Linked DNA regions of Homo sapiens: region 1 is linked to region 2. A link is an interaction called in ENCODE POLR2A ChIA-PET data of the cell type or tissue named here. Cell type or tissue: PC-3. All regions are shown on one strand.

Evidence for each region. ChIA-PET counts read pairs that join two places held together with the same protein. Peaks named below come from ENCODE experiments on the same cell type or tissue, not always from the same donor. Only the 100,000 strongest peaks of a DNase experiment are listed, where the experiment ranks them.
Region 1: POLR2A ChIA-PET joins it to region 2 with 10 read pairs; 4 of 35 experiments call an interaction of 5 or more read pairs at or near these places.

Annotation. Positions count from the first base shown.
Region 1 is chr1:24,514,491-24,516,990 of GRCh38, reverse strand. RCAN3 (RCAN family member 3) reads right to left here. Exons shown (of 5, transcript NM_013441.4): 2 at 2,424-2,500. Among named protein-coding and RNA genes, the nearest start is that of RCAN3, 13 kb to the right of the region's middle. In PC-3, no CTCF peak of the experiment used is centred here; a DNase peak (open chromatin) is centred at 1,240; H3K4me3 peaks cover 1,094 bases; H3K27ac peaks cover 1,759 bases.
Region 2 is chr1:24,283,021-24,285,520 of GRCh38, reverse strand. No RefSeq gene overlaps it. Among named protein-coding and RNA genes, the nearest start is that of GRHL3, 35 kb to the left of the region's middle. In PC-3, no CTCF peak of the experiment used is centred here; DNase peaks (open chromatin) are centred at 1,480 and 2,050; H3K4me3 peaks cover 887 bases; H3K27ac peaks cover 2,466 bases.

The sequences.
Region 1 (2,500 bases), 230 kb before region 2:
TAAACAACAAGGTTAACTTATTTATAACATAAAAACTTAGAGCTCTTAGCATGAAACTCAAAAGGATGATTTCAAAATGTCTAAATTATGACTGAACTTGGGAAAGCAAATAGCATTTGTAAATGAAACAACCCTGAAAGACACAAAGTTGGCGAGTGCAGCCCCCTTCCCTGCTCCGCTTGGGGTGGGTCATCTCCAGGCGGGTGCAATCCGAGAGCTCCCTGGCTCCCTGCTCTGCCCTCTTCTCCCATCACTCTGCCATCCACGTGCTGTGGGCTGAGCTTCCTGACGTGGAGCTCTGATGGCCGCTCTGTGCTCAGAAACCCTCCGACCGTTTCCCACAAAAGGACAAGCTCCTGAGCTAGATGTTCATGAGATTTTGCTGGGTGGCCGCATACTCACTCTTCTAGTCCGATTTCTCCTGACTCTGGCCAAATATCAGCTATGTGCTAAGCACACAGAATGGCTTGCTACTCCCGAAATGGCCCACACTCTCCCGATTCAGCTCTTTTCTCATTCTGTTCCCCGTGGCCAAAATTCCCTTTCCCTTCCCTGCTAAAATCCTACCCAGCTCTCACAGCCCTTCTCCAATGCCACCTCCCTGTGAGATCTTTTATTCCAACTGGCTGTGATCCTTCCTCCTTTCTTACCTCAACGCACTATTTAAATTATTATTATTATTTTATTTTATGGAGATGGGGTCTCGCTATATTGCCCAGGCTGGTCATGAAACCCTGGGCTCAAGTGATCTGCCCGCCACAGCCTCCCAAAATGCTGGGATTACAGGCGAGAGCCACTGCGCCTGGCCCTGTTCTTTCAAGTGTTTCTTTCTTTCTTTTTTTTTTCTTGAGACTGAGTCTCGCTCTGTTGCCCAGGCTGGAGTACGCTGGCGCAATCTCCGCTCACTGCAACCTCTGCCTCCCAGGTTCAAGCGATTCTCCTGTCTCAGCCTCCTGAGTAGCTGGGATTACAGGCACCTGCCACCACGCCCAGCTAATTTTTGTATTTTTAGTAGAAACGGGGTTTCACCATGTTGGTCAGGCTGGTCTGGAACTCCTGACCTCGTGATCTGCCTGCCTTGGCCTCCCAAAGTACTGGGACTACAAGCATGAGCCACCACGCCCGGCCACTTTCAAGTGTTTCTAAAGGCACTAAGATTCCATTTGATAACATAATTGCTTGTCATCCCTGCTGCCTGGCCTTGATTCTGCTGCAGGGCTGGACACCATGAGGCAGAAGCTGCATGACTCACACTCTATCCCCTGAAGCAACTGGCACCAGCGCCTGGCACACCGTAGGCACTCAAGTATGTCCTGAGTTAAACGGTATTGAAGTTCTGCTCCAAGAAAGTCATCGGAAGGGAAATATTTTGGGTACATCGGCTGAAAACTAAAGGGCCAGTGATAGGGTTTTGAGAAAAAGCTCAGAACAAGGAAGACACATCCCAGTGGCAGAGCTATTTTACTTTTGTGGGACTAAGACCTATAGCCTTTTGTGAGGTCATGACGGGGAAAAACAAAACAAAGCACACACACACACACACACACACACACACACACACACCTCTCTTTCTAGGTAAATAATAAATGAACTAAAGGAATCTTTAAAATAATAAGCTCAATCATTTTCCCCAGTTATAGAAACTAATACAAGAAACGTGAACAATTTTGTTACGACAAAATCATAAATAGTCCTAATAGGTTTTATGTAAATCAGCCCCAGGAAAAAGCTGAATTCCTTCTTTTGTGAATGCACTCCCAAGTAATAGGAAGCCCGGCTAAAGATCCCCAGGTTTTCTTTAATTGTAGTCTCCGAAAATGAATAAGTGAATAAATAAGTGAATGGATTGAATAAGACTTGACTCAGAGTTCACTAAATGCCAGTGCTTCTTAAAGTGTCTATGGAGAAGAACTGGTTTTGAAACATTTCCTAACTGCTGCAGACTGAAACTCTTCTAAAAATACAATAAAAATTCTGCGGCAACATCTAAAAGTGGACATACACTTTCTTTTTTTTTTTTTTGAGACAGAGTCTCACTCTGTCCCCCAGGCTTAAGTGCAGTGGCATGTTCTCAGCTCTTTGCAACCTCTGCCTCCCAAGTTCAAGTGATTCTCCTGCCTCAGCCCTGCGAGTAGCTGGGATTACAGGCGCGCACCACCACACCCGGCTAGTTTTTGCATTTTTAGTAGAGACAGGGTTTCTATATGTTGCCCAAGCTCGTCTTGAACTCCTGACCTCAGGTGATCTGCCCACCTCAGCCTCCCAAAGTGCTGGGATTACAGGTGTGAGCCAATGCGCCCGGCCTAAAAGTGGACATACACTTTCTATACTTAATTTGTCAGGGACCAGTCAAGCTCTGTTTCCCCAAATCCATACACATTTAACATGCTACAAATGTAGGGAAAGGGAGGATAGATGCCTACCTTCTGCTCTCGTGCCTCAAACACTGCTTCATGGACGCTGCAAGCAAAAAGTGAGGTAGGCAGATCACTTAAATCCA
Region 2 (2,500 bases):
TGCCTGCTGGGGCCACGCTGTACACCACAGGCTCTCCTCTCTCTCAAGATGGAGGTCGGGGTGTAGCTGCGTTTGGGGAGCAGCTGCCACATCTCCTTAGGCATGTAGCAGCCTGCGTGTGCTCCGGAGACAGAGCAGCGTGGGTGAGGCTCAGGGTTTGCCTGCCCCAGTGGCCTCTGCTCCAGAACAGGCTTGTCTGGGCCTGCCCACCCTTAATCTAACCACAGAATTGGGGAACTGACTGAACCCCAATTTCTAGGGGGGTACAGCTTGAACGCCAAGGCTTCTGCCACTGTCTCCATGGCCTTGGCCCAAACCTTATTGGCAAGAGGCCAAGTCAAAGGGCCTCACGTGGGTGCTGGAGGTTCCAGATCCACAGGCCATCTCCTGGGTTCTGAAAGGGTCACTCGTGTTTCCCAAGTGCCCACTAAGTGCCAGACCTGCATGAGGAGCGGGATGGAGGGGTGAGCAACAGAGACCCAGCCCTCCCCCATGGGGCTCCTGGGCTGGGCCAAGGAGGCAGATGTTAAACAAAGAGTTACTTAAATTACAGATGTGATGAGGCTGAGAAGGAAAATTCAAGGGACTGTGTGTGCTTTGAACTGGGCTGAGGTGGGTGCTTTGAACTGGGCACCTGAGCTGGGCTGAGGTACTCTCTGAAGAAATAATATTTATTTATTTATTTAATTTTGAGACAGGGTCGTGCTCTGTCACCCAGGCTGGAGTACAATGGCATGGTTACAGCTCACAGTAGCCTTAACCTCCCGGTCTCAAGCAATCCTCCCACCTCAGCCTCCTGAGTAGCTGGGACCACAGGCACACACCACCACACTGGGCTAATTTTGTTTACTTCTGTAGAGACAGGGTCTGTGTTGCCCAGGCTGGCCTTGAACTCCTGGACTCAAGCAATCTGCCCACCTTGGCCTCCCAAAGTGCCGGGATTACAAGCATGAGCCAGGGCACCCAGCCAGAAATGATATTTAAACTACGGCTGGAAGGATGGTTGGTGTCAACCAAGTTGAGAGGCTGGAGTGGTGATGGGAAGAGAGGAATTGTGTCTCAGAAAAAGGGAACAGCATGTGCAATGGCCCCGAAGCGAGCCTGATCCGCGGTGTGATTCTATTGAAACCTGCAACACCCTAAGAGGGAACTTTTAATTTTGCTGATGAGAAGACGAGGCTTGAGGAGGTTCGGCCACCGGCCTGGGACTCAGCAGGTTGCATCCTGAGCCCCTGGGGTTTTCCTGAGGACTCAGCCTGAGTCACCCAGGACTCAGCCGAGTCCAGAAGACCAGCCTCCCTTACCTGTGGAAAATGTTCAAAAAGTTTCAGGGTTAATGAGGTTTCTGGGGGGGAAACTCATTGTGAAGGAGAAAGCATTAAAAAAGAGCATAATCCTGATTCTGAGGTGACTGGGAAGGCAATTCCGGGATTCCAGCATCCTTTCCCAACCCGGTTCCTCCTTGGATGTGGTCCCATCTGATATAGCTTTCCCAGAATGAATCACAACGCAAAACTGTCCAGATGCATGTAGATAAGTAAATAAATAAACCCAACAAGTGGGCCAATTCCTTCTTCCTGGAGGAAGTAGCTCAGTAGAGTCCACAGATAACAAAACAGAGTGTGTCTTAAGATTTTAATTAATCACATTGTTGATTTTCCCTGGGTTATTGAATAAGGTCCACTCGGAAATAATGAAGACACCAATGTGCCTGGGCTCCTGGGCGAGTAAAGAGAAGGCAGCATTTGGCAATGCCTGGTGAAGGCCTAAGTGAGGTGCGGGTCATTCACTGTGATTTGCTCCACATTTATTTACAAGCCCAGCAAGCTGTCCCTACTGTCCCAAGGTGAGCAACCATAGCTTGACTTCCTGGGCTAGAGCAGGTGGCATCTTTTTTGAGGAGGCCCCAAATGGCATCCCCCATACTCCCTGATATGATGACTATGACTGGGGCCTCCAAGTAGTAGGTGAGGCGTGGGCACCCACCTGTCTCTGGGTAACCACACCTACCTGAGTAAGCATTGGGTAACCAGGCATGAGGCACCCATCTGCATGGGCAATTTGTACAATTACCCCGGGTGCCCAGGTGAATCAATGTTTACTTGCTGCAAAGCTGGGGAACCTCAACCTCGCCTGTGGTCCAGGGACCTCCAGGGCAGCAGCATGGGAGGAATGTCTGGTCCAAACGGCTAAGGCATCCCTGGCCCAGTTTCAGGTACAGACTCCAGCAGACTCTCCAGTATCCATTCAGGGTTGAGAATGTTGAGGAACCTGGAGATATTTGAAAAATAACTCCAGAAACAAATGAAGCGATTTTTAAAAACAGGGCACAGTGAGGTGAATTAACTCGCCCCAGGTCACACAGTGAATACACAGCAGAGTCAGAACTTGAACCAGGCACAGGCAGACTCCAGCATCCCCTTCTACTCTTGGGTTAGTATACTTATATCTACTGTTGCATATGTATGGAATAGAAGGTCTGGAAGCATGTACATCAAAG